Regions from separate parts of the Homo sapiens genome. Here region 1 is linked to region 2. A link is a loop called in an ENCODE intact Hi-C map of the cell type or tissue named here. Cell type or tissue: heart left ventricle. All regions are shown on one strand. Links, peaks and the distances in the headings refer to the core of each region. The heading gives the core; the rest is flanking DNA. Region 1 overlaps KIF24 (kinesin family member 24). Region 2 overlaps KIF24 (kinesin family member 24).

Region 1 (15,059 bases), core at 3,774-11,773, 55 kb before region 2:
TGAAACACTACCTTATAGCTGTGACATGTAGTGGAAACCCACTACATGTGGGTTTGGCTTTGGCTCTGTCTCTGTCTCTAATTCACTGTGGGTGGCTTTGCAAGTCATTTAGTCCCTTTATTATTATTATTATTTTTTTTTTATTAGAGAAAATGTCTTGCTCTGTCACCCAGGCTGTAGTGCACTAGCATGATAATAGCTCACCGCAGCCTTGAACGCCTGAATCTAGCCCCTTTAGACCTCATTTTTTCCATCTGGAAAATCAAAGAATTGAATTAGATTAAAATTCCTGTGGCTCTACTCTCAAGTCAAGTAGTTGATGTCAGGTAGACCACACACTCTCAGCCTTCCAAAGACCATACAGACTTTTTTTTTAGCTGCTGAAAGTAGTAGTTACCATTTATTGAGTGTTCACCCCGTACAAAGCACTGTATCCAGGGCTTTATATGCATATTACATTTTTCTTAGTGTAGCACATTACTGCTAAGATAGCATTTTATTTAAAATTTGTGGTTTTATATTGTTAATGAAAATCTTTAGTTATTCAGAGTGTGTCCTTGGGGCAACCTAAGGTATGAGCCTCTCAGTTTTTAGTTTAGGGAGAACCACAGTTTCTTTCTCTGGGCTGCTCTTTTGTCGTAAAGTGAGGGGCTGAACTCTTCTAGATCCCTTCCAGATCTAGTATTCTATGATGCCTGATATATTAATCCAGTTTCCCTATGCTGGCTCAGCAAACCAGTTTATAATTTGCACAGTGTAGATCCTCAACACATTTTGTTAAATAAATAATAGAGTTCTACTTCTTAAACCTTGAGTGTATGGTCATTGTATACCTCCCAAGTTACTGTCTCAAGGGTTTTGATGTTCATATCGTGTTGAATAAGAAGAGTTTTCTGTAGGTATAAACTAATAATAATAGTATAATATATTGTTGAGTGTTTATATATCAGACACTGAATGTAGCAGTTAATTTACATTATTCTAATTAACCCTCATGAAAGGAAACATTTTTTCCAAGTCAGCATTTTTTTTTGTCAGTTCAGTGCAGTAGCTTCCTAAATGATCTCCCTGTTTCCACTTTTGCCCACCTGCTGTGATCCATTTCCTCACAGAACTGGGAGAGTGAACTTTGAAGACGAATCATAGCATATACTTTCTCCACTTAAGATCCTCTAATGACTTCCTACTTCACTTAAAAGTAAAATTCAGACACTTTTATGTGGCCCAGTACACCCTACATAATCTGGCCCCTACCTTTCTCTCCTCTTCTCATACTATTCTCCTTCTCACCTACTATGCCAGCCAACCTGTCCGTGTTTGATGGCTTGATTTTGCCATGCTCATTTCCACCTTTGGGCTAATGTGCTCACGTGGAACCCTCTTCCTCCTGATTTTTACATAAGTGACTCCATGTTATTTCAGGTTTCACCTCAAATATTCCCTTCTGAATGAAGCCTTCTCTGATCATCCAATGTAAAGTAAGCCCTGCACTGGGCTTTATTCTTCGGTAGTGATTATCATCATCTAAAACTACCGCTTATTGATTATTAATTATCTCTTCCCATTAAAATAATAGTGTCATGAGGGCAGGGACCTTATCTGTTTTTTGGGGGGTTTTCTTGAGACAGGCTCTTACTCTGTCGCCCTGTTGCCCACACTGAACTGCAGTGGTGTGATCATGGCTCACTGTAGCCTCTGACTCCCAGGCCCAAGCAATCCTCCCACCTCAGCCCCCCAAGTAGCTGGGACCACAGGCATGTACCACCATGCCCAGCTAATTTTGTTTATTTGTAGAGACAAGGCCTCACTATGTTGTCCAGGCTCATCTCAAACTCCTGGGCTCAAGCAATCCTCCCTCAGCCTCCTAAAGTGTTGGGATAACAGGCATGAGCCACTGTGCCTGGCTGACCTTGTCTGTTTTGTTCACTTATATTCCTGGTGCATAAAACAGGGCCTATCTCATACAAGTCTCTCAAAAAATATTTCTTGAAGATTGGATAAAGTTTCCTCTTGGAACTGTAACCATATCTGTGTCCATATCAATTCATTTGAGTAATACAAACTTGCATAATTTTGGTGTCCAGGAGCAGTGACTCAGGGCACCAGCATCTCTGTCACAATTTTCCTGAGTAATCAAATTACCCTGATAAATAGTTTCTACCACCCGTTACCACAAACGATATCAAATGCTTTTATAGAGTTTTAATATACTGTAGGGATATTTATTCATTAAACAATTATTGAATATTATTTCCAATCACTCTTTTATTTATTTATTTATATTTTTTTCTGAGATAGTCTTACTCTGTTGCCCAGGCTGGAGTGCAGTGGCGCAATCTTGGCTCACTGCAACCTCTTCCTCCCAGGTTCCAGCGATTCTCATGTCAGCCTCCTGAGTAGCTGGGATTACAAAGTGTGTGCCAACATTCCCAGCTAATTTCTGTATTTTTTGTGGAGATGGGGTTTCACCATGTTGACCAGGCTGGTCTCGAACTTTTGGCCTCAAGTGATCCACCCACCTCAGCCTCCCAAAGTTCTGGGATTACAGGCATGAGCCACCGTGCCTGGCCCCAGGCACTGTTTTAGAACCTGGGTATAAAAAGACTAATAAGACATATTGCTTTTTTTTTTTTTTTGAGACGAAGTCTCACCCTACTGCCCAGGCTGGAGTGCAGTGGTGTCATCATGGTTCACTGCAGCCTCAACCTCCTGGGCTCAAGTGATCCTCCCATCTCAGCCTCCCAAGTAGCTGGGACCACAGGTGTGTGCCACCATGCCCAATTAATTTTTATTTATTTACTTATTTATAGAGATGGGTTCTCCATATGTTGCCCAGGCTGGTCTTAAACTCCTGGGCTCAAGTGATCTTTCTGCCTCAGCCTCCCAAAGTGCTGGGATTACAGGTGTGAGCCACTCTGCCTGGGCAAGACACATTCCTTGACCACAAAGAAATTATACTCTATTAGGGGAAATAGACATAATCAAATAATTATCATATAATAATTATTAATATAATTAACTGTAATAATAGAGATATGCAAAAGGTATGATGCAGACACGGAAGGGACATCTGATCACATTGGGGGAGACCAGAAAAGACCTCATTTGTTGTTATAATCAGTAAGAGGTAGACAGGTAAAGGGAAGTTTGATGATAGTGGAGGAGGCCACTTAAGAGCACAATGTGAATGAATGCACAGAGAAATAAAACGGTCTAAGAAGTTGACTAAACTGTAGAGTGAGGAAGGGGCTAGATTACAGAAGGATTTGTGGGTCATGCTTAGGAGTTTGGACTTTGTACTATGTGTAGATGATAAGATACCATTGAAGGGTTTTTAATAAGGGAGCAGCATTGTTATAACTGCTTTCAAAAGAGTGATCTGGCTCTACAGTCTGGAAGATGGTTTGAGGAGGGGCATAACTGGAGGCCAGGAGAACAGGTATGAGACGTGTAATGAATAGGTGGAAGATATGGGGCTGAATCACCAGAGCAGTGGTGGTAGAAATAAGGATAGGAGAGGAGAAATTTGGCAAGTATGTGGGAGATTAAATTGGCTGGATCTATTGATTAGTTTTGGGATTAAGGGAGAAGAAGGCCTCTAGGATGCTTTCTCGTTTAGTTCTGAGTGACTGCATGAATGGTATTTTCACCCCCCTTCCAAAGAAGAGAGAAGTGGAGGGGCAGATTTTGTCAGGAGGTATAATGAATTCTGTTATTGACAAGTTCAGATGCTCGACTGTGGAGACATTTTTATAGTGATTCCTGCTGTTTTTGCTGCAACACATAGCCATGAGATTGTCTGTGTTACTACGAGGTGAACTAAAGTTACATTGGGATTCTGGAAGTAACCCACTTAATAATATTGCACAACGTCCAGACTAAAGAGACTAGTTGAGATTTCACCAGCAATGAGGGGTGGTACTGTGTCTATTACAGTCTTTTAAATTAGCCACTTGCTTATGTGAGATTTGATTAGTTAAAACTAGTGGTGTAGAATTATGTAGCCAATATATGGCTATCTGATCACTTTCTAAAACAAATTTATGTCATGGTTTTGAATAAATTAAATTATCTGTGCCTCAGTTTCTTTATTTGTAAAAAGGGAGATGATACTAATTGCCATCTATCACAAAAAGTCTTGGAAGATTATTCAGGTAGCACAATTAATTACATGTTAATAATTTTGATTACAGTGAAAGAAATTATTGTTTTAGTCGTTCTTTGCTTTCTCGATGTCACTCCTTTGGAAATAATTCCTGGTCCCATGGTGGCAACAGTTCCCAAAGGGACTGAAAGAATGTCATCTTGGTAATTTATGAAAACTGATTGTAACAGTTATTTTTCTGATTGAACATGTGAAATATATTCTGTTGAAAGTATTTTATGACTGCAGTGTGGCAAAATCTGCAAATGACAACGTCCTGCAGTCTGTCAGAGCAAGATTTTAAAAATAAAGCACTGAATTTAAACCCAACATTGGTTACCACCTGTTACTGAGAAGTCTTTCAGAATTAAATGTCTATATTTAGAGAAAGTAATACTTGGCACTGGTTTAAGATAACTAGGTTCTAAAATTTTGTTATGTTTATTTTTAGGTGATTGCTCATGCTTTTCACCAAATGTAAAAACGTAGTAAACTCTTTGTGGGGCTCTTGAGGGGAATTGTAGTAATTGTAGAGCATTAGCTACTTAACCATAAACAAACTTGAAACTATTTTTTTTCTGTTAAAAACAGAAACAATTTCTTGAAAACTACTTTTTAAAAATGGATATAATTTACATGATTTATATCCCCAAATCCACATCTTGCCTTAAGAATTCTATTAAGTATCATATATTCTAATTCCTTTGCAGCAGCTGTTTTAAGCAGTTGTCTAGTATCATCTGTCTTCTGTTGAGATCAGTAGTCTATAGATAGAAGAATCCCTAGAGTTTGAAATAAGTTCCCTTGTAGGGGGAAAAGTGTATACTACATTTTTCACCCTTTAATCTCTCACTGATAATACTGAATTTATTGTGTTCTTGGTGACCTTATGCCTAATATGGGGTACAGAAATGTTTTAATAATAAAATTGATTGAAAATGCTGATTTTCTTTTGTATCAGTTTCTTTAATTTGTTTTTTGGAGACGGAGTCTCACTCTGTTGCCCAGGCTGGAGTGCAGTGGCGCAATCTTGGCTCACTGCAACCTCCGCCTCCCAGGCTCAAGCAGTACCCCGCAATATCAGCCTCCCAAGTAGCTGTGACTAAAGGCATACATCACCACACCCAGCCAATTTTTATATTTTTTGTAGAGATGGAGTTTCACCATGTCGTCCAGGCTGGTCTCAAACTCCTGGGCTTAAGGGATCCAACCACCTTGGCCTCCCCAAGTGCTGTGATTATAGGCATGAGCCACAGTGCCTGGCCTTGTATCAGTTTCTAATAGTCCAGCGGGCCCAGTGACTTTGTTAGCAACTTCTTTAAAAGTGATTATTATTAGGCTGGGTGCAGTGGCTCATGCCTGTCCTAGCACTTTAGGAGGCCAAGGCAGGAGGATTACTTGAACTCAGGAGTTTGAGACCAGCCTGGGCAACATTGAGACCTCATCTCTTAAAAAAAAAAGTGATCATTATTAGTGTTTGTCTAGGGCTAGATGGGTTGGGGGGAAATTGGGAGTGACTACCACTGGGTACTGGGTTTCTTAATGTAAATGAATAAAGTTGGTTGCTATAAAGGGACTAGGAGCAGGCAGGACCATGGGGTGTATTAGAAGAGTATATGCCCTTCTAAAGGGGACAGCCACTACTCTGTTTTGGTCTACTACTTCCTTATCTAATTGCAGGCCCGATATAACTACATCTTTTAATTTTCAGGAAAAGCAGGAACTGGGTATTTTTAATTGCTCCTAATTTTTTAAACAGTACAACAAATTAAAAAAAAATTTAAACACTTTGCAAGCCAGACTGCAAAATATGAAGATAATCCTTCATGGACCAAATATTATAGGCTAGATCAGCTACAGATTAGATTATCTCTGTTGACCTGGCTAGCTGTAGGACTCCTTTTAAAAAAATCTTACAAAAATATAATGTAGGACAGGCACAGTGGCTCATGCCTGTAATCCCAACACTTTGGGGGCTGAGGCAAGAGGATCGCTTGAGCCCAGGAGTTCCAGACCAGCCTGGGCAACATAGGGAGACCTCATCTCTACAAAAAATAAAAAAATTAGTCAGGTTTGGTGGCATGCACCTGTAGTCCCAGCTACTTGGGAGACTGAAGCAGGAGGATTGGTTGAGCCCAGGAGTTTGTGACTACAGTGAGCCGTGATTGCACCACTGTACTCCAGCCTGGGCGACAGAGTGAGACGCTTTCTCTAAAAAAAAAAAAAAAAAAAAGAAGAAGTATGTATGTATGTATAGCTTTTTTTTTTTTTTTAATGCTATCGGTAGATCACTGTGCCTGTTTTGTTCCAGACACTTAGTGGGTGCGTTACAGAACCTGTCTCCTGCAAATGCGTAATCAGTACACTTGTAGAGAGTACTTTAACATATCTAATTTTACTGTCAATGCCTGTATACATTATTTCAATTTTAAACTTGAAGAAGCAGAGACTCATAGATGTTAAATAATTTGACCATGTATCACACCTGGTTCTTAGCAGAGACTGACTGAGTCCTCGGTTTTTTTTTGCCTCCTAATCTAGTAATCTGCTATACTAGTTACTACTGCGCAAACACTTTGGTAGTCTACTGACAGATATTTGAAATAAAAATCTTATTTAACATCTTGAAATAGAAAAAATAAACCATGTAGGTATTTTGCTCCCTGTTCAATTCCATCTCCCTCCCTACAGAATAAGAATGTGTTTGGTGGCAGTGGTAGTTTAAGGGCCTATGTTTATTGGATGTCTCTGATGTGTTATACCAGTGCTTTAGTGTTAGTTACCTTCTGAATCTAGTGACATGTCAATAATTATGTTAATCTATTTCTAAGAAGGATGGAGGGAGGTCTTACAATAAAATACGTAACTACAAAGAAAACAGTGAATAAAAATAAAAGCACACATTTGAACAATGCAGATATAGCTAAGTACATGGAGAAGGGTCATTATCCTGGTAAGCCTGTCTAAAGAGATCTAGAGCAAAAATCCTGGGGTACAGGTAAAATAAAGGTCATTTCAGTAACATTTTGGCAACCTGAATTCAAACATACTTAAATTTGTGGAAAGAGAAAAATTAGTTTAGGTCCTCCCCTCTCCCCTCCTTCCCAAGGGAGATCTGTAGCTATTTGTAGGTTATAGCCTTTTTCTTTTTTTCCTTTTTTTTTTTTTTTTTTTTTTTGAGAAGGAGTTTGATTCTTGTCACCCAGGCTGAAGTGCAGTGGTGCAATCTTGGCTCACTGCAACCTCCGCCTCCTGGGTTCAAGAGATTCTCCTGCCTCGGCCTCCCGAGTAGCTGGGATTACAGGTGCCCGCCACCATGCCCAGCTAATTTTTGTATTTTTAGTAGAGATGGGGTTTCGCCATGTTGGCCAGGCTGGTCTCGAACCCCTGATCTCAGGTGATCCGCTTGCCTCTGCTTCCCAAAGTGCTGGGATTACAGGCACGAGCCACCCTGCCTGGCTGGTTATAGCCTATTTCTTTTCTTTTTCTTTTTTTTTTTTTTTTGTTGGAACATTTTATTGAAAAGAAAAACTGTATAAATAAGTTCTTGGTTTGATAGTAACAAAGGCTTATGTTCCCCCTTCCCTCCCCATCTTTGAAGAACTAAAAAAGAAACAAAAAGTTCATCCCCATGACGCCATTCTTGACCAGAGTCTGCCCAGAAGCCTGTCCTGTGAGCTCTTTCTCGATCTGCCTCAATGGGGCCAGGTCATTCTGGGGATGCCTGGTCCCAGGGGCTGCAGCACCTAGTTTTGTAGTTGGGAGAGACTGGGATAGAGCTGGGGAGGTGGCTGAGGTGGTTTAGTGTCAGGAGAAGAGGGCTGGCTGACCCCCCTAGCTCCATTTGGTCTCACAGGTGAGAAGGTACTTGGCTATAAATATGAACACTGATTGAGGCAGGCTTGATCTGGGACTTTGAGGGCAGGCAGGATGATTATGGCCCAGGTACCACAGGATGTGGAGTTTCTGGGCTCAGCATCATGGTATCTGGGGCCCACGTCCAAGTGGAGTAAATTCTAGCTGGGAAGGGCCGTTCAAGCACACGGGAACCCTGGTTTGTTTGTCCACCCCCACCCATGGAGTATCCAAGCTGGTACCTCACCTCCCCCGAATCCCAGTAGCACCCATGTGTCTCAGAAGCCTTTGGCTGCCTCCTGCCATCCTGTGTGCACCCTGAGGCCCTAAAACTCGTCTTGCATCTTGTCAACCTTAGGCCGGACCAGGTGCCCAGTGAACAGCAGGGAGCCGCTCTGGGTGTCCCACACCAGGAAGATGAAGGGGTGGTCGGAGTAGAACAGCTTGGGGCTGCGCAGCTCCTTGCTCCCATAGATGTCCTGGTCAAAGGAGTTGCCGTCTGTGTCCAACTCAAAGGCGGTGGCGTGGAACACGCTGGTCAGGTACAGGTCCTTCTTGTGTGGCATGCGTGACAAGTTTGCCTTGTTCTTGTCAATGGCCTCAGTCAGGCCAAGCCTAGCCAGGAGTTTCTGCAGGTCATGGGAACTTCCACCACCCGCTTGGGCAAGGAGATGGCGACAGGCTTCTGCTTCTTCCCCATCCAGATCTTCAGCTGCTCTTTGGTTACCAGCTTTTTAAGGCCTCGAGGGGCTCCACGTGGTGGGGCATGAGGATGATGAGGCTGGAGAGCTTGTGGGCCAGGGGCATCTCCACGATTTGCAGCTTTTCCTTCTCATTGTCATAGTAGTTGTAGAGGCCTGTCTGGTGCATCACCATGACACCCACGGTATAGAACCGAGTCACCATGAAGCCACGGTTTTCCACCATCTTGTGGTGGAATTTCTCATTCCAGTGTGGCTTGAAGAACATGGTGTTGACAAGCAGGGCGCCATCCATGCACTCCATGTCCTTGGTGACCTTGGGCAGCTTGCCGTCGGTGGTCTGCACGGCCCACTCGTGGATGGACTGCAGCGCACTGCGCTTGTCATGGAAATTGATCTTGGAGTGCTCGCAGTTGTAGTGCTGCTTGCTGCTGCGCACGAAGTCATCAGCGAAACTCACTGAGCTGGGTCCCTACAGGCGACTGCACAGCTTCCAGGTCACGTTGCGCGCGGTGGAGTTGCTGAGTGAACGCAGCGGCTCGCCCACGCCGGCGTGCACCTCCTCGTCGCTCAGCTGCTTGGCACTCAGCACTGCCTTGGCCTCCGACGCCGTGGTCGCCTTGCCGCCCAGCGACACGAGCCCCAACGACGAGGCCACCACCACGGGCGACACCAGGATGTTCTCCACCGCCTGGTCCTTGGCCATGGCCTGGTACAGGCTGAAGGCCAGGCCGGCGCTGTGTTCGGCCAGCGTGGCTGCCTTGGGGCTCAGCTTCTCTGCGGTGCCAGGAGCTGCTGTGGCTGCAGGTTTCTTCACCTCGGTCGCCAAGGCCACCGCCAGGAGGCAGAAGGCGCTGAGGAGCAGGAGGGAGCGCGTGGCTGGGAGGTGGTTTGCGTGCACCACGATGGACCTGTCAGGGCTAGGTCAAGCTGGGTTGGGCTGGGTTGGGCTGGGCTGGCTCCAAGACGGGAGTCTCGCTCTCGAGCCGCGACACGATTCTACTCTTCTATAGCCTATTTCTATGTAACTTTTACAACTTATAGCTGAGGGTTACCTATATGTTCATTATTCATGTCTTTTTTTTAGGGGCGGGGTCTCACTATGTTGCCCAGGCTGCATTATTCATGTATTTATCTTGTTAAACCACCAGCTTTAGACTTGTTTGTTCTCCTCCCTAATTTTCTAATCAGGCTTCTACATGTTGAGGAAAGGATTCTTAAAGCAATCCTTTGCTCCCATGCTCCCCTAACTACTGAAAAATAAATCCAATAATACAATTTGAATTAAAAAAAATTAAGATTTTAAGGGTATGGTAGTATGCCCCCTTATTCAAGGAGGATATATTCCAAGACCCCCGGTGGATGCCTGAAACCATGGATAGTACCAACCCCTATTATAGGTTATGCATTTTCCTAAGTCTAGAACTTTCATTCTTTCACTTAAAGGAAGCACTATGGCTTCTCTTTGGCATATCTGAATTGCCAACATTACTACTCTTTTGCTTTGGGGCCGTTATTTAAGTAAAATAAGGTTACATGAACACAAGCATTGCAATACCCCACAGTTGATCTGGTAACCAAAATGGCTACTAAGTGACTAATGAGTGGGTAGTTTATGCAGTGTGGATAGGCTGGACAGTGGGATGATTGACATTCCAGGAAAGGGGAGCCAGTATTGTGAGAGATTTTAATCGTGCTACTCAGAATGGTGCACAATTTAAATCTTACAAATTGTTCCTTTCTGGAATTTTTCACTTAATATTTTTGGACTGGTTGTCTAAGGGTAACTGAAATGGCAGAAAGCTAAATTGGAGGACAGGTACTACTGTAACTTACATTGAAATTGTCAATCTAAAAACAACAACCAGTAAATAAGCACTTTTTTTTTTTTTTAAGACAGTCTCCTTCTGTCGCCCAGGCTGGAGTGCAGTGGCGTGATCTTGGCTCACTGCAATGTCCGCCTCCCACGGTCAAGTGATTCTCCTACCTCAGCCTCCAGAGTAGCTGGGATTACAGGCGCGTGCCACCATGCCTGGCCAATTTTTTTTTCTTTTTTTTTTTTGAGACAGAGTTTCACTCTTGTTGCCCAGACTGGAGTGCAATGGCGCGATCTCAGCTCACCGCAACCTCCACTTTCCCGGTACAAGTGATTCTCCTGCCTCAGCCTCCCGAGTAGCTGGGATTATGGGTGTCTGCCAACCACGCCCAGCTAATTGTTTTGTATTTTTAGCAGAGACGGCGTTTCACTATTTTGGCCAGGCTGGTCTTGAACTCCTGACCTCAGATGATCCACCCGCCTCAGCCTCCCAAAGTGCTGGGATTACAAGCGTGAGCCACCGTGCTCAGCCGCCCGGCCAATTTTTGTATTTTTAATAGAGACGGGGGGTTTCACCAGGCTGGCCAGGCTGGTCTCGAACTCCTGACCTTGTGATCCACTCGCCTCAGCCTCCCAAAGTGCTGGGATTACAGGCATGAGCCACCGCGCCCAGCCAGTAAGCACTATTTTTACTTTAGGAGTTTGCTTCAACAGAGTTTTTAAAAACAGAATTCTGACTTAACAATAAATAACATTTTTTATATAAAGCATCTAACATAGTGCTTGGCATAAAACAGAACTCAATACATTTTAGTTTAATCAGATCATCAAAGTAGTATGGATGTGGACTATCTGCTGACATAATGGAATTAGCCTTTTATATAAAATGCTTTTTTAAACCATATGAAGTGTTCAGAGTGAAGTTGGTAACATTGTGGATATTTGGCTTCTTAAAGTCGTAAGGGCCCTGAGGATGTTGCCATTACTTTGGGTGATGGGACTCGTAAAGAATTAGGAAACTCAGAGAAAATGGCTCTATGGCCACATAAGCAGGTGTCATGGAATCTTTTAATCACTTCGTTGCCTTGGGCAAAACAGTAGACATAATGGAACTTTTTTTTTTTTTTAATAGAGTCTCGCTCTATTGCCAGACTGGAGTGCAGTGACACGATCTCGGCTTACTGCACCCTCCACCTCCCAGGTTCAGGTGAAACTCAGCCTCCTGAGTAGCTGGGATTACAGGCACTTGCCACCACACCCAGCTAATTTTTGTATTTTTAGTAGAGACGGTTTCACCATGTTGGCCAGGATGGTCTCGATCTCCTGACCTCGTGATCCACCCACCTTGGCCTGCCAAAGTGCTGGGATTATAGGCATGAGCCCCCACGCCCGGCCGATAATGGAACATTTCTAAAAAAATTTTTTTTTTTGGGGGGGTGACAGAGTCTTGCTCTGTCACCCAGGTTGGAGTGCAATGGCACAATCTCAGCTCACTGCACCCTCTGCCTCCTGGGTTCAAGTGATTCTCCTACCTCAGCCTCCTGAGTAGCTGGGATTACAGGCGCACACCACCATGCCTGACTACTTTTTGCGTTTTTAGTAGAGACAGGGTTTTGCCATGTTGGCCAGACTGTTCTCAAACTCCTGACCTCAAGTGATCCCCTGGCCTTGGCCTCCCAAAGTGCTGGGATTACAGGCATGAGCCACTGTGCCAGGCCCATTTCTAAATATTTTAAATGAACAGAATCTAAGCAGATACTATTCACTTAAAATATTTGTTGCACACCTATCTAGCACAATGCTTGACTGAGTGGGATCATACTGCTTTTGTCTTTAATAATTCACACAGTAGTACAAGGCAGAACCATCTTACATTATCTCTGGAACAAGACTGGCAATAATTTTTTTTAAAAATGAGTATGTATGTCATAAATGCCGTATCAGTTTTATCATCAAAACTCTGCAGGAGTTTAGAGAGAAGTCACATTTCCCTGAGGTATTAATCTAGTCAAATATTTATAATAGTATGGATTGTTTTTATGGCTGTAACATATAGCATATGAAAATGTTTATGTTAAATTAAAACATAGATTGCAATATAGTTATGAGTACAGTGTTATATACAATTTTTTAAAAGGCTAGAAAGACACCAAGATCTTAAGAAACAATTGTATCAGGTCAATTTGGGGAGGCTGAGAGGGAGGAAGGGAGGTGAAATTAGAAATATATATAATTTTTTATTTAGAAATATATGTTTAAAATAAATAATACAGTCACATAGTTTCAAAATTTAAAAAATAAACTGTTTTAGGTCTTGCCCTGGGTGATAGAGACACCAGTGACATAGAAATGACAATAGGAAAGGTAATAATAACTACCAGCATTTAAAAGTATACAGTAGTTTCCTTCCCATAATCACCCTCTACCACCTACTTCCCCTCACCTCCTCAAGACCACTATTATTGTGCATCCTGCAAGTGACGTTTTTTGTCTGATAAGCAAAGATATAGATTTATTATAGATCATTTATCTCTCTCTTTTACAAACTGTTCTGTACCTTGCTTTATTAACAATATATTGGACAGCTTTCTTTTTTAAATAACATTTTACAGTTTACTTACTCTTTGTAATTGTCTCATAGCATTATTTCATTAAATGGACTATCATAATTTATTTCACCAGTCTCTATTCCATGACTTTGCTATTACAAGCTGTGCTGTAATGAATAACATTATAGTTAACGTCATTTTGTACTTGTACGTATTATCTGAAGGATAAGGATAGGTTCCTAGAGGTAGAATTGCTGGATCAGTGCATTTGCATTTGTAATTTTGATAGATATAAATCAGTGGCATGCAATCATAATCACCTAGGGAACTTTTCTGAAGTTGTTATGTCTGCCTTTCCTAAAACCTGGGAGTTATTTCTTGTTGTTTTTTGGTTTTCTATAGATCTGGGATGGGGCTCAGGTATCTATATATTTTAAAGTGTCTAAACTGGGCTGGGCATGGTGGCTCATGCCTGTAACCCCAGCGCTTTGGGAGTCTGAGGTGGGTGGATCACTCGAGGTCAGGAGTTCGAGACCAACCTGGCCAACATGGTGAAACCTCCTCTCTACTAAACATACAAAAAAATTAGCCGGGCGTGGTGGCGCGCGCCTGTACTCCCAGCTATTTGGGAGGCTGAGGCATGGGAATTGCTTGAACTCGGGAGGCGGAGGTTGCAGTGAGCCAAGATTGCACCACTGCACTCCAGCCTGAGCAACAGAGCGAGACTGTCTCAAAAAACAAACAATAAACAACAACAACAAAAAAACCCAAGTGTCTAGAGTGATTCTGATGTTTATCTCAGAAGAAAGAGGAGAGGCTCAACATTGTAAAATGGAATGTGGTACGCAGAAGCATATTTAGGCTTGGCTCGGTGGCTTATACCTGTAATCCCACCGCTTTGGGAGGCTGAGGCAGGAGGGTCACTTGAGCCCCAGGGGTTTGAGACTAGCCCGGGCAACACAGGGAGACCCTTTCTCTACAAAAAAAAAAAAATGTAAAAATTAGCCACATGTGGTGGTGCGCACCTGTAGTCCCAGCTAGTTGGGAGGCTGAGGTGGGAGGATCACTTGAGCCCAGCAGGTTGAGGCTGCAGTGAACCATGATCACACCACTGCACTCCAGCCTGGGCAACAGAGCAAGACCATCCCTCAAAAAAAAAAAAACAAAAAAAAAAAAACAGATAACGGGGGAAGCTATACATGTGAGAGGCAGGGGATATATGGGAAGTTTTTATACCTTTCACTTATTTTTGCTGTGAACCTAAAATTGCTCTAGAAAATAGAGTTTAATAAAAAATAATTTTAATCTGGGCATGGTGGCTCACACCTATAGTCCCAGTTACTTGGGAGGCTGAGATGAGAGGATCACTTGTGCCTACAAGTTTGAGTCCAAAGACCCTATCTCTAAAAATAATAATAATAATAATAATAATAATTTCTAAAAAACTTGTTTTAAAAAATTATTATTATTTAAAGAGAGATATTGCAGTTATCTACTGCTGTGTAGCAAATTACCCTCAAAACTTAGTGGCTTAAAACAATTATCATTTTATTTGCTCAGAGTTCTGTGAGTCAGATATTTGGGCTGGGCTTTGCCCAGATATTTGGGTTGTTTTTTCCTGATCTCACCTGGGGTCACTCATGTGGTTGCAGTCATCTAGTGGTGCCACTGGGCCTGGATAGTCTAAGATGACTTCTTTCACATGTCTGGCTTTGGTGATGGCTGTTGGCTGGGCCCTTGAGGCCTAGGCATGGAAGTCGCATAGCATTACTCCTACCATATTGTATTGGGCAAAACAAGTCACAAGGCTAGCCTAGATGAAATGAGGGAAGAAATAGACTTCACTTCTTCATGGAAGGACCTGCAAAAAATTTTTGGTCTTTAAAAAACAAATCTGCCTTCACAAAACAAATCTACCAGCCAGTGTGGTGGCTCACGCCTGTAATCCCAGCACTTTGCGAGGCTGAGGTGGGTGGATCACCTGAGGTCAGGAG
Region 2 (15,059 bases), core at 3,508-11,507:
GCATGTTCTTAAATGGCTGTGTTTTCAGTGGCTGCAGGCCAATCCTGACGCTTCACCTCCCCTGCCCCATTCCATGATGGCCGGAAGGACTCCTGTTAGTCTTTACTCCCAGTCTAGGGTGAGTGAGGATTAGTCTCAAGGGAAATCATGGGCTTATGGTAATTACAGTAACTCATCACTTCCATATTTCTACATCGGGCCTGCCCTCCTTTATGACTGCATCCTGGTAGAACAGGTGGATGTGATTAGTCATTCTTTAATGCACATTTATGTCCTTTGCCTTGGTTACTAAGATAGATGGGTATTAGGAGTCCTTGCTTTGGAGCCAAGTTATGCCCTGGGGATTTTAGTTAGGCTAAATCCATCAAAGATACTAAAAAAAGTATATGAGATCAAGAAGTAAATTAGCTCTTGAGCTATGGAATGTTCTTCCACAGGATTAGTATTTCACATTGTTTTCATTGTCATTGGGTACTAACTAGGTATAATTTAGTGTTTGAGCAGTTTTCCACCTGGACAGAAAAAACTGCAGTGCACTGACACAATTATATGTCTGCTGTCTACTGCTCTTAGCCAACTCTTAGTAGCCAGAGGCTTTTGTTTACTCCTTGGGGAAGTCATCCTGTGGATTTTATTTTCAGGTGATCTTAAAGGGCAGCAAGGAGCGCAGCACTGGGGCCACTGGAGTTAATGCAGACTCCTCCCGCTCCCATGCCGTCATCCAAATTCAGATCAAAGATTCAGCCAAGAGGACATTTGGCAGGTGAGCTGGAAATATCAGGGAGTTACATTGTCTGCCTTTCCTTTAATGTGACTTTGAAGTATGTTTTCTCAACAACAGGATACCCTGCTACCATGGAGTTCTTCATTGCAGGGATACAGAGTAGAGTTGTTAGCCCTGAAATAAATCATTGTACTAAAGTGTCAACAGTTGATTAACCATGAAGTAATGACCTATTGTTGGTCAACCCTAAGTTATTAAAAGGGACATTGATTGCTTCTAACATGAAACACAGTTTCAGCAGAGAAACAGTAGGGAATGCATCTCAGAGAGCTTACACGCCAAAAAAAGGTAGGGGGAGAAGATTAATCCATTCTTCTTGAAAGAAGCCATAAGACAATTGGATACATTCATTGCCTCTCTGGTGCTCTCTTAGCAAATAATCTGCCACACTGATGGATGAGCCTATTTCACCTCTGAGTAATGAATGTTTTTCTTTTCTTTTTCTTTTTTTTTTTTTTTTTTGCTGGATTGCTGTCCGCAAAAGTTTCTATGTAATTACCTAAGTGGTTACTTAAGTGATTAGCATTGTGGTCATTTAGCCTTTTGGGAAGAATGTTTTATTAATTTTAGTCATACTTTCTCATAAATTATTAAAACCAATAGACATGTTTGAGTGGACAGTACCAGCATCAACTGACAGATCAGAATCTTGTGATACTCTTGGAAAGCTGACACTCATGTTTCTTTGTTTGTAAGATAGGGCTTCACTCTGTCACCCAGGCTGGAGTGCAGTGGCATGATCATAGTTTACTACAGCCTGGAACTCCTGGGCTCAAGCATTCCTCCTGCCTCAGCCTCCTGAGTAGCTGGGACTACAGGTATGGACCACCACACCTAGCTATTTTTTTTTTTTAAGAGACAGGGTGGATGTGAGGGAGATCTGGCTGCGACATCTGTCACCCCATTGATCTCCAGGGTTGAGACGGGGTCTCTCTGTTTTGCCCAGGCTGGTCTCGAACTCCTAGGCTCAAGAGTCTGGCAACAGAGCGAGACTCCGTCTCAAAAAAAAAAAAAAGGTAAAAATTAAGTGGTAGGCTGATGGTGGCTGACATCTGTAATCTCAGCACTTTGGGAGGGCAAGGTGAGAGAATCTCTTGAGCCTAGGAGTTAGATCAATGGGGTGACAGATGTCGCAGCCAGATCGCCCTCACATCCACCCCGTCTCTTAAAAAAAAACATAGCTAGGTATGGTGGTCCACACTTGTAGTCCCAGCTACTCAGCCTACCAGCTAATTTTTACAATTTTTTTTCTTTTCTTTTTTTTTTTTTTTTGAGACGGAGTCTCGCTCTATTGCCCAGGCTGGAGTGCAGTAGCACAATCTCGGCTCACTGCAAGCTCCGCCTCCCGGGTTCACGCCATTTTCCTGCCTCAGCCTCCTGAGTAGCTGGGACTACAGGCACCCGCCACCACGCCTGGCTAATTTTTTGTATTTTTAGTAGAGACAGGGTTTCACCATTTTAGCCAGGAGGGTCTCGATCTCCTGACCTCATGATCCGCCCGCCTCAGCCTCCCAAAGTGCTGGGATTACAGGCATGAGCCACCATGCCCAGCCAATTTTTTTTTTTTCTTGAGATGGAGTCTTGCTGTCGCCAGGCTGGAGTGTAGTGGCGTGATCTTGGCTCACTGCAACCTCCGCCTCCCGGGTTCAAGTGATTCTCCTGCCTCAGCTCCCAAGTAGCTGGGACTACAGGCATGCACCACCATACCCAGCTAATTTTTGTATTTTTAGTAGAGACGGGGTTTCACCATGTTGGCCAGGGTGGTCTTGATCTCTTCACCTCGTGATCTGCCTGCCTCGGCTTCCCAAAGTGCTGGGATTACAGGCATGAGCCACCACACCCAGCCAGTTTTTAGAATTTTTTAAGAGATGGGGTCTTGCTGTGTTGCTTAGGCTGGCCTAGAACTCCTGGCCTCAAGCAGTGCTCCACCTCAGCCTCCCAAGTAGCTGGGTTTATAGGTGTGAGCCACCACACCCAGCTCAGTAATGTATTTTCTTTCCAGAGGATGGGCCAATGTTAATTTCTTCCAGTGGTCACAGAATGCTGGCTGATACAAAAATAAAGCTTCTGGCCAGGCGCGGTGGCTCATGCCTGTAATCCCAGCACTTTGGGAGGCCAAGGCGGGCGGATCACGAGGTCAGGAGATGGAGACCATCCTGGCTAACACGGTGAAATCCTGACTCTACTAAAAATACCAAAAATTAGCCGGGCGTGGTGGCGGGCGCCTGTAGTCCCAGCTACTCGGGAGGCTGAGGCAGGAGAATGGCGTGAACCCGGGAGGCAGAGGTTGCAGTGAGCCAAAATCGCGCCACTGCACTCCAGCCTGGGCGACAGAGTGAGACTCCGTCTCAAAAAATAATAATAAAAATAAAATAAAATAAAATAAAGCTTCACAGAAGTCACTCCTGCTGTGTCTTTTCTCTAGGATCTCTTTTATTGACTTGGCTGGCAGTGAAAGAGCAGCAGATGCAAGGGACTCAGATAGACAGACAAAGATGGAAGGTGCAGAAATAAATCAGAGTCTACTGGCTGTAAGTTGTTCAAAATCTTTAATCTAAAAATCCTTCTTGAAAGACTGCCCATTACATACAGGCAGAGTGGATGAATGTGGGATGGAATCAGCAAAGCAACTGCCCTGTTCTTATGTAGTAATAGAATGCCAGGGTTGGAGATAGAGGGCTGACCAGACAGACTCTCACAATTCTAGGCAACTATTTTCTTCTCTCCTTGCCTTCTTTTCCCCTGGTCAATCCATGCCAATTAGGAACAGAAGTATTTCTGCAGTTGCTGAATGGTTAACTCCGCTAAGCTTTCTCTCTTTCCCCAAGCTTTAAAATTATATTAATTTTTCAAACATAGAAAAGTAGAACAAATAGTATCATGATCTCCCATATACCTGTCAGATTCAACAGTTACCAACATATGAAAAATCTAAGCAACCCCTTCCCTCCCCCTGGTTGGATTATTTTAAAGAAAATCCAGCTGGGAGCGGTGGCTCACGCCTATAATCCCAGCACTTTGGGAGGCCAGGGCAGGTGGATAACTTGAGGTCAGGAGTTCGAGACAAGACTGGCCAACATGGTGAAACTCTGTCTCTATTAAAAATACAAAAGTTAGCTGGGCGTGGTGCCGAGCGCCTGTAATTCCAGCTACTCAGGAGGCTGAGGCAGGAGAATCGCTTGAACCCAGGAGGTGGAGGTTGTAGTGAGCCGAGATCGTGCCATTGCACCCCAGCCTGGGTGACAGAGTGAGACTCAGTCTCAAAAAAAAAAAAAAAAGAAAGAAAATCCTAGTCATCATGTCATTTATTCCATAAATATTGTATATATCTCAGCTGGGCGCAGTGGCTCACGCCTGTAATCCCAACACTTTTGGAGGCCGAGGCAGGTGGATCACTTGAGGTAGATCAGCCTGGCCAACATGGTGAAACCTTGTCTCTACTAAAAATAACCAAAAATTAGTTGGGCATGGTGGCAGGCTGTTACAACCCCAGCTACTCGGGAGGCTGTGGCAGGAAAATCTCTTGAACCCAGGAGGTGGAGGTTGCAGTGAGCTGAGATCATGCCACTGCACTCCAGCCTGGGCAACAACAGAGCAAGACTCCATCTCAAAAAAAAATTTTTTTAAATGTATCTCAAAGAGATACTTTTTAATGTAGCCATAATGCCATTATCTTACCTAAAGAAGTAATTCTTTATTATCCAATAAGTATTATAATTCCTCTAATTGTCCCATAAGTGTCTTTTTATAGTTAACTTGTTCAAATCAAGGTGCCAATAAAATCCTATGTGAGTTCTTATTCCCTCTTTCATTTTTTCTATATCAGTGTATTGGTTGAAGAAAACTGGGTCACTTGTCCTGTAAGATTTGCCACATTCTGTACTTGGCCACCTGCATCTTTGTGTTGATGTTTAACATGTTACTCATTATCCTTTATGTTTCCTGTCAGGTGGCTAAGCTCTATAGCCGTGTTGTTCACTATGGCAGCCACCAGCCACATGTGGCAATTGAGCACTTGAAATGTGGCTGGTCTGAATTAAGATATGCTCTAAGTGTAAAATACACACTGGATTTTGATTACCAAAAAAGCTTGTAGAATATCTCATTTATTTTTTTCATATTGACTACATGCTGAAATAATATTTTGGATATATTGAGTTAAATAAAATATATAATTAACATTAATTTTATCTGTTTCTTTTTCTTTTTTAAAAAAAGATATGACTATTAGAAATTTAGAATTACATATGTGTTTTGCATTTGTGGCTCATGTATTATTTCTGTTGGGACAGTCCTGAATTAGAGATGTGATCAGATTTAGGTTCTATATTTTTTGGCAAAAACAATTCATAGGTAGTTCTTAGATTTTCTGTAGCAATACATTAGGAGATAGAGAATGTCTAGTTGTCTCTCTTTGTGATTTTAAGATTGAAAAGAGATTCAAGTGTTGTCAGCCTAATTTCTCTATTATAAAGTTTCCTTTCAGCCTTTATTTTTTATTTTATTTTATTTATTTTTACTTTTCTTTCCCCTTAGTCTCTGTTAAGGACATGCCATTCAGCCGTTTTTAACCTAAGAATTTTATCAGCCATTGAAGAATCTCATCTATATCTATTATTTTATTAAGAGTTCCAGAATGGTGATATTCTAATTCTAATATTCCTTCTGTATGTATTAGCTGAAAAGAATAATTTTCCCTCAACTATCTGATTTTCCTGACATACAGTTTGTAGTGGAAGCAAGATGATTCTTTAATTTATTCACCACTTTTCAGAATGAGTTGGAGTTCATGTTACCTAAACATAATATGAGTTTGTTTTATTGTTGTTGTTTACCTTTTTTTCTATTATTATAAACTGAAATCATTATATCTTTTTTTGCTGCTTAAATTCAACATATTTAGCCAATAGGAGCTGTTTCAAGAATGTTCCTGTGTCTTTTTGGTACAACCCTACTCGTTCTTGATAGCTTCCTGGCTTTCTGATATGACAAGAGCCTATGTTCTAGGCTCATTTTATACATTTCCCTCTCCAGACCTCGAATCAGCCATTTCTTCAATGAGTCTTGGTTTCTTTTTCTTTCTTTTTCTTTCTTTTTTTTTTTTTTTTCTGAGATGGAGTCTCACACTGTTGCCCAGGCAGGAGTACAGTGGCACAATCTTGGCTCACTGCAACCTCTGCCTGCTAGGTTCAAGCGATTCTCCTGCCTCAGCCTCCCGAGTAGCTGGGATTACAGGCACCTGCCACCACAACCAGCTAATTTTTTGTATTTTTAGTAGAGACCCGGTTTCACCATGTTGGCCATGCTGGTCTTGAACTCCTAACCTCGTGATTCGCCTGCTTCGGCCTTCCAAAGTGCTGGGATTACAGGCATGAGCCACCGCGCCTGGTTGAGCCTTGGTTTTTTTGAGACGGAAATGGTGTTTAGAGACTTCAGTCTGTGTATTAGGGGTGCTTATCACTACTGTGTTAGCCCTTGCTTCTGGGCCTTTTCTGTGGACAGAGCTAATAAATAAGGTGTTATTTTTTGTTTTGAAAAGGAAAAATATATGTGGTATATGTGGGATTTATAGTAATAAATTAGTTTAAGATTGCAGGCCAGGCCCAGTGGCTCACACATATAATCCCAGCACTTTGGGAGGTTAAGGTGGACAGATCACTCGAGCCCAGGAGTTTGAGACCAGCTTGAGCAACATAATGAGACCCTGTCTCTGCAAAAAACTTAAAAATTAGCTGGGCGTGGTGGCACACGCCTGTAGTCACAGCTACTTGGGAGGCTGAGGTGGGAGGATTGCTTGAGCCCAGGAGGTTGAGGCTGCAGTGAGCCATGATTGTACCACTGCACTCCAGCCTAGGCAACAAAGCAAGACCCTGTCTCAAAAAATAAACTGTCTCGTCTGAAGAAAGCCAATGAATAATAATATTAAAAAAATAAATAAAATTAAAATTACACAGTTTTTATTTAATTTATTTAAATGTTTATTTGTCTCTTTTTTCTGTTATGCTAGAAATCTTAGTTCCTAGCAACATTTATTTGCTCTACTTTAATATATATGTATTTCAAAATAATGCTAATATTATTTATAATATGATTAATTCAGTTCAAGATTTTTATCGCAGTTTTCTTTTTAATTGGGTTGTATCCCACTAAGGATGTACAGTCATAATATTATGCTGTCAAATCACCTGAAATAATTCTTCTCTGTGTGTTTAAGCCTGCCAATTTCATAGTGTTAGGTTCATTTGTTTGGTTTTGGTTTTACGAATTGCCTTATTTATTTTGATTTAACCTTATTTTGTAATTATTTTAAAACATTTAGGCCAGGAGCTGTGGCTCACACCTGTAATCCCAGCATTTTGGGAGGCCAAGGAAGGAGGATCACTTGAGCCCAGGAGTTCAGGACCAGCCTGGGCATCACAGGGAGACCCCTGTCTTTACAAAACATTTACAAATTAGCTGGGTGTGGTGGTGCGCACCTGTAACCCAAGCTACTTGGGAGGCTGAGGTGAGAGGATCACTTGAGTCCAGGTATTCAAGGCAGCAGTGAGCTGTGATTGTGCTACTGCACTCCAGCCTGAGATACAAAGTGAGACCCCATCTCTTAAACAAACAGCAAAAAGCAAAAAAAATTATGTGGTTTTAAAGTAAAAATTGTAAAATAAGCCACATTCAAAGAAGTATAGTTTCCATCCCTGTACTCTCAACCTTGTTACCTTCCTCCCCTTGTAAAATCATTTTTCTGTCTATATATATGTTTGCACTCACCCCTTTTCTTAGAAAAAATGCTAACATACTCTCAACACTATTTTGCACTTCGCTTTTGTCACTTAACGGCATCCTCAAGATCACTGCATGACTGTACATAGAGCTCTTCCTCATTCCTTTTTCCAGTTGTATATGCTGCCTTGTGCTGCTCCACATTATTTACTTATTTTTTATCAGAACTGAAGTCTCCAGGTAGGTACATTCTTTCCAGACTTCATGAGGGGTAAGTTGGGAGGGTGAGAGAGGGAGCCAAACTTTTTTTATTTAAAAAAAGAAAAAAAGCTTGTAGGGATTGGTGGCCACGCTTGAATTTGAGTCTGTGAGGAACAGGGTTTGATTACTTGTTCGTTCTCAGTGGAGAATCTTCTCAGTGCTAAAGTTGGGGAATACTGGATAGATTTTTAATAAAAGAGGAAATTTCCTCACACCTGTTTATACCCTGCAGCTTCTTGGATAGAGGTAGGGCAGTTGCGGGCATCTGTGGCTGCTGCTAAGAACAGCCATAGCACACTCTGGAGGCAAACTACCTATTCTTGGTGGCAATTCCAAGGGATTGCTTCCACCTTCTTCCCTCTTTTTTTTTTTTTTCTCTTGAGACGGAGTCTCGCTCTGTCACCCAGGCTGGAGTACAGTGGCATGATCTCAGCTCACTGCAACCTCTACTTCCCAGGTTCAAGCTTTTCTCCTTTCTCAGCCTCCTGAGTAACTGGGATTACAGGCATGTGCCACCATGCCCGGCTAATTTTTTTTTTTTTGTATTTTTAGTAGAGACAGGGTTTCACCATGTTGGCCAAGCTGGTCTCGATCTCCTGAGCTCAAATAATCTGCCCGCCTCAGCCTCCCAAAGTGCTGGGATTACAGGCATGAGCCACTGCACCCAGCTCCTTTTCTTTTCTTTTACTATCTTTTAGCCTAGATGCATCACTCAGAAATAGAAGGTCTCTCCTCCCTCATCTTGCCCCCCACGACCCCCACCACTGTTTCTGATGGGAGTGTTTCCCCTGGAGGTCCACATATCCAGATCTCTGCTGTCCTTATCATGTCCAATGAGCGCTTCTCACTGAGGGAGTACAGCCATGAGCAAGGAACATTCCTTTGCCTTTGGGCCACAGACCCTGCTGTTTTTAAATGAAGGGTCGTTTTTAATTGTGTGTGGTCAAAGTGCTGGCTGTAATCCCAGCACTCCAGGAGGCTGAGGCAGGAGGATCATTTGAGGCCAGGAGTTTGAGACCAGCCTGGGCAACAATATACAGAGACCCCCATCTCTACAAAAAAAAAAAAAAATTAAGAAAAAAATAAATAAAACGAGGGGGTAGGCCTAGGTGATTTCTCAGTTTCCTTCTAGCTCTGGCTCTAGAATTTCTCCTACCCCATTCAGATAGTTTATATCTGAATCTATGCTTGACTCTACGCCAACGGGTGTGCATGTGTGAGCAGGGAGTGGGGAAGTGGATATAGATATTTTGTCTGTTTAAGTGCATCAACAGTTGGGAAGAATGTGAGGAGAGAAAGGGAGCCAGCAAGCCAGAACTACCACCACATGAGCTTGAACTCTGGGACTTGAGGGTAGGTCCCAGCGTCTGTCTGTTCCCCGCCGTCAACTCAGGGGCAGTCCTAGGATCCCAGCCTCTAAGCTGGGAGGCCTTCAGCTAGGCAGCACAGGATGGTGTTTCCCAATCTAGCTTGGTTTCTCTTGTTGAATGGAAACTACAGGCCATTTTGACTTCCTTTTGGAGGATTGTCTGAGTGTGGTTTATTGAAGAAAAACAAGCTTCCTGTGGAGGCGGCATCAGGTCTGTTACTCTCCCTTTGCACTTGATACTTGATGTGCTTGTTCTCCCACTTTGCAGCTGAAGGAATGTATCCGAGCACTGGATCAGGAACACACCCATACTCCCTTCAGGCAAAGCAAACTAACTCAGGTAAAGTTAAATGTGAGCCTTGAGTTTGTTCTGATTCATTCCTTTCTTCCTTATTTCATGTATTTGTTCATTCAGTCGAGCATCCACTGTCAGTAAGACATGATGCTGGGCACAGTGGGGAAAAGAGAAGGAGAGGAGTGAAATTCCATCCAGGAACTCTGTCTACAAGTTGAGTATCATTAATCTAAAAATCTGAAATCTGAAATGCTTCAAAAATCAAAACTTTTTGTTGTTGTTTTTGAGACAGGGTCTTACTCTGTCACCCAGGCTAGAGTGCAGTGGTGTGATCTTGGCTTACTGTGGCCTCTGCCTCCCAGGCTCAAGCAATCCTCCCACCTCAGCCTCCCAGGTAGCTGGGACTACAGGCATATGCCATCATGCCTGGCCATATATATATATATATATATATATATATATATATATATTTTTTTTTTTTTTTTTTTTTTTTTTTTTTTTGGTAGAGACAGGGTTTCACCATGTTGCCTAGGCTGGCCTCGAACTCCTGAGCTCAAACGATCCGCCTGCCTCAGCCTTCCAAAGTACTGGGATTACAGGCATAAGCCACCATGCCTGGCCAAAATTAAAAACTTTTTGAGTGCCATTATGCTCAAAGGATTTCAGATTTTTGGGTTAGGGATGTGCAACCAGAAGGATAATGCAAATATTCCAAAATCTGAAAAAAAATCTGAAATCCAAAACAACTTTTCTTCCCAAGCGTTTCGGAGAAGGGATACTCAGCCTGTCATAGGACTTTAGGAAGGGGCAGACTCAGGCAGGGATATCTTCAGGATGGGGTGGCAGGGGTTCCTTGGGGAGAGCAGTGCTGTTCTGGTCACCACCTTTCTGTTTATTTCCAGTGTATGGTAACTCTGGGCAGGGCACAGTGGCTCATGCCTGTAATCCCAGCACTTTGGGAAGCTGAGGCAATTGGATCACTTGAGCCCAGGAGTTCCAGACCAGCCCAAACAACCTTTCTATAAAAAATTTAAAAATTAACTGGGTGTGGTGGCTCGTGCCTGTGGGCCCATGGTCCCAGCTACTTGGGAGGCTGAGGCGGGAGGATTACTCGAGCCCTGGAGGTTGAGGCTGCAGTGAATTGTGAGCACGCCACTGCACTCCAGCCTGGGCGACAAAAAGAGACCTCATCTTAAAAAAGAAAAGAAAATGTTGAATTAGTGAAATCTCTAAGCCTTTGCATTGAATAGGGTGACGTAGCTACCTGATACTTTCTTGGCTCTAAGACTTAGACCACTGTTTCGGCACAAAAAAATAATGGCTTCAGGCAGTTAAAATGAATGAGCTAGATTTTCTATATGTACTGATAGGAAAGATGACCAAGATCTATTGTGATGTGAAAAAAGCAAGCTGTAGAACAAGGTAATAATGTGATTGCCTATATGATTTCTACTATTACGCAGCCACACAGGGAAAAACGTTTAAAAAGATGCAGAAGAAACAGCATTGGATCTATTTGGAAGTAACAATGGGAGTAAAGGTGAAACTGCAACTTTTCATGTTAAAAGATCATGTACTGTATGACCACTTTCTGTTTTTATCATTTTTAAAATGTGCGACATGGAAAAAAACACTACACAAAAAAATGACATAAATGTTAACTATGATTATTCTTAGTGGAACAAATAGGGTTTTTGTTTTGTTTTGTTTTTCTGTCATGAAAGTGTGCCTCTTTATTAACAAAAAACTCCAGTAGATGTTAAATCAGCATTCATAATGGCTGCGGAAGAGTGGCATGGGAGGGTGTACCTAGGTATAAACAGCTGTGAAGACAGTTGTGGGTGTCCTGGGTTCTTTTTCGCCTTGTGTCCTGTGCACAGTGGAAGACAGACAAGGTAGAGAGATGTCTAGGAGAAGATTTTTTTGTATGCTGCAGGATGAAGCCAGCCCCGCACATGGGCAGAGTTTTATTCTGTGCAGCTAGAGTAGCGGCTCCATAGTACTTGGGCAGAACCTGTAAAAACATAGTTCCTTACCCATCACAGTTGGTGATCTGTAGGTTAGGTCTTCTCAAACATGATTTTAACCAGGGACCCAGGAACCTACTTATAGGTGGTTAGTCCTGATTCTGGCATTGGCTCTGTTGCTTTTTACTTATTTATTTATTTATTTTTGAGAGGGAGTCTCACTCTGTCGCCCAGGCCGGAGTGCAGTGGTGTGATCTTGGCTCACTGCAACCTCCACCTCCTGGGTTCAAGCGATTCTCCTGCCACAAGCCCCTGGAGTATCTGGGACTACAGGTGTGTGCCACCATGCCTCACTAACTTTTGTATTTTTAGTAGAGACGGGGTTTCGCCATGTTAGCGAGGCTGGTTTTGAACTCCTGACCTCAGGTGATCTGCCCGCCTTGGCCTCCCAAAGTGCTAGGATTACAGGCATGAGCCACCGTCCCCAGCCAGCTCTGTTATTTTTTAAGACAAGTTCCCCATTTCCAGAAAATGTGTTTCTTTTTAATTAAAACATAAGAATTCCAATTGTACATACAAGTATAAAGAAGAAAGTAAAAGATAAAGTCCCAGACCTCAGTGATAACCACACACTGCTACGTTAGTGAACTTCCTTCTAGTCATCTCTCTGCCCGCATAGCCTCATATGGATCTGCTTACGGAGTTATGGAGTCATACACCTTTTTCCCTCGAAGATAGAAGCTTTAGATATCTTTCTGTGTTCCTAAGTACAGGTATAATCATTTTTAATGGTTTTATTATATTCAGTGTATAATTATTTAGTTTGTTCCCTGTTTATAGATACCTAGATTTTTACTAAATATTACTATTATAAATAATGTAATGAATATCATATATACTTTTTTTGGTCAATTGGGCAATTATCTCCTTAGGATAAAGTCCTAGAAGTGTGATTGCCAAACCAAAACATACTTTTTCCTGTTTTTGAGACAGGTTCTTGCTATGTTGCCCAGGCTAGTCTTGAACTCCTGGGCTCAAGCGATCCTCCTGCCTCAGCCTTTTGAGTAGCTGGGACTACAGACAGGTGAGTGCCACTGTACCTGGCTTCTTTTTACATTTTGATACATATTGCCAAACTGCCCTCTGGAAAGCTTGTCCAGTTCATGGTACATGCTAGCGTAGAAGAGTACTCATTTCCCTGGACCCTCACCAAGGAATGGCATCGTTAGTCTCTTAATCTAATGAGTTAAAAATATTGGTTTTTTTAATGGTTTGTTTGCATTTTTTGGATTAGTGATGTGGTGAGTACCTTTTTCTGTGTTTATTGGCCATTTGTATTTTTTCTTTTGTTAATGTTAATTACCTTTTTGTGGACAGAAGGGAACTATGGCCCAGCATCCTGCACCTAGTAAGTAGTCAGTATGCACTTTGTTAATTGACTTCACTCATTGACCTGCCTTCTGTTTTGGACAGGTCCTGAAGGACTCTTTCATCGGCAATGCCAAAACCTGCATGATCGCCAACATCTCACCAAGCCACGTGGCCACTGAACACACTCTCAACACCTTGCGCTATGCTGACCGGTAAGTCAGCTCCCAGATGGCAGGTTGTGTGTAAGTGTGCATGTGCATGTCTGTGCAGCACGCGTGTGTGAGCATGTGTGCACGCGTGTGTGTGTGCAAGTGCATGCACATGTCTCTCCCACTCACACACACATAGGGATCTGACCTTGAGCGCCACAGCCTTGTTCTTGGCAATTAGTCATTTGAAGACTGTGACCTGGTAGGCCCTGTCACTTTGCAAGCATGACAAGAGGAAAATGACACATTCCCTTGTTCAGGAGTTAATTCTGTCAGTGGCTTTTAAATGGCTAGTGAGAAGTGAAATATTAATGGGTGGAAGGCTCAGTGTTGTTTTCTTCCTGCTGGCCTCAGCCCAAATTGTAAGAGATAGAAGACATATTACTTGTCAAGGCAGAATCACTTAGAGCTATCTGTGTCCAGAAGGGCCCAACCCAAACATGTTAGAGGATAAACTGAGGTCCAGAGAAGGGTAGGATCTTTCCAAAGGCTCACTAGGAGTTGGTGTCAGAGCCAGCAACTCTTGACTGCCTGGCCAGGCCTCTTTGTGGGTGACTGTGGTATCTGCTGGGATCCCTTCCATCTCTCACCCTGTGGTCACATGTGCTCTCCTAGTAGGTAAGATGTTTTTGATTGCCATGACTGGGAAGAAGTGCTACTGGCATCTAGTGAGCAGAGGCCAAGGATGCTGCTAAACATCCTTCAAGAAATAATTATCTGGTACAAAATGTCAATAGTGCTAAGGTTGAGAAACCCTGGGAATAGACAAGTCATTTTTCCTTTCATGGAATGAGCACAAGCCTGTGTATTTCTGGAGGTTTTGCTTCCTGAGGTCCCAGCAGGTTTGAGGGAACTCATCTTCCTAGAGAAGCCTGAAAGGGGGTGGTTTGCAGAAAAAGAGGACTCTGTGGAATTGCAGGTAAGTGGTGGACACGAACTCCTGAGTTGGCCTCTCTCCAGGAAGCAGTGTGGGCCCTGCATAAACACAGTGCACTTCTGAGACTGGCGTCTCTGGCCTGTCCCTTACATGGGGCTGTGGTGATTTCCAAAAGGCTTCTTCTGATCATGGAATGTTGGGTGCATGCTTACATCCTCAGAGAAGACACTGTTCTTTCTCGTTTGTTTTTTAAAGACAGAGTCTCACCCTGTCACCCAGGCTGGAGTGTAATAGTGTGATCATGGCTCACTGCAGCCTTGAACTCCAGGGCTCAAGCAATATTCCCCGCCTCAGCCTCCCAAGTAGCTGGGCCTACAGACACGCATCACCATGTCTGGCTAATTTTTTTATTTCTAGTAGAGATGAGGTCTTGCTCTGTTGCCCAGGTTGGTCTTGAATTCCTGGGCTCAAACAGTCCTCCTGCCTCAACCTCCCAAAGTGCTGAGATTACAGATGTGAGCCACTACAACCAGCCAACACTGCTCTTTTTCATTCAGGTACAGAGGGATATCTCATGCTGAAACAGAATGTTCCCTTTTCCTCTTATTCTATCCCAGATAAAGAAATAACTCCCAATCCTTGTAATACTTTTCTTTGGTTTTTGTTTTCCCAGAAAGCTATAGAAAAGGAATTGCAGAACATGTGAAAATACACATTTAACATAAAATGATTATTTACAGGGTCAAAGAACTAAAGAAAGGCATTAAGTGTTGCACTTCAGTTACCAGTCGAAATCGGACATCTGGAAACTCCTCTCCAAAACGAATTCAGAGCTCCCCTGGGGCTTTGTCAGAGGACAAATGTTCTCCCAAAAAAGTCAAGCTGGGATTTCAGCAGTCACTCACAGTGGCAGCCCCTGGTTCCACGAGAGGGAAGGTCCATCCTCTGACCAGCCACCCACCCAACATTCCTTTTACTTCTGCACCTAAGGTCTCTGGTAAAAGGGGTGGCTCCAGAGGGAGTCCTTCACAAGAGTGGGTCATTCATGCTAGCCCTGTGAAAGGAACTGTGCGCTCTGGACATGTGGCCAAAAAAAAGCCAGAAGAGTCAGCACCATTGTGCTCTGAGAAAAATCGAATGGGCAACAAAACTGTCCTTGGGTGGGAAAGCAGGGCCTCAGGCCCAGGAGAAGGCCTAGTGCGTGGTAAG

The links. Hi-C counts contacts between places; a loop is a spot of excess contacts. Peaks named below come from ENCODE experiments on the same cell type or tissue, not always from the same donor. Only the 100,000 strongest peaks of a DNase experiment are listed, where the experiment ranks them.
Region 1: a loop joins it to region 2, with 2.3 times the contacts of the local background. A loop is called at or near these places in 16 of 110 quality-filtered maps.

What each region holds. Positions count from the first base shown.
Region 1 is chr9:34,312,922-34,327,980 of GRCh38, reverse strand. All of the region lies in intron 1 of KIF24 (kinesin family member 24), which reads left to right. It also overlaps the pseudogene SERPINH1P1. Among named protein-coding and RNA genes, the nearest start is that of KIF24, 8.8 kb to the left of the region's middle. RefSeq lists an enhancer at 8,691-9,356. In heart left ventricle, for the core only: no CTCF peak of the experiment used is centred there; a DNase peak (open chromatin) is centred at 8,431.
Region 2 is chr9:34,257,513-34,272,571 of GRCh38, reverse strand. It overlaps KIF24 (kinesin family member 24), which reads left to right. Exons shown (of 13, transcript NM_194313.4): 7 at 642-763; 8 at 3,210-3,315; 9 at 9,400-9,471; 10 at 12,867-12,976; 11 at 14,591-15,059. Among named protein-coding and RNA genes, the nearest start is that of KIF24, 64 kb to the left of the region's middle. In heart left ventricle, for the core only: no CTCF peak of the experiment used is centred there; no DNase peak of the experiment used is centred there.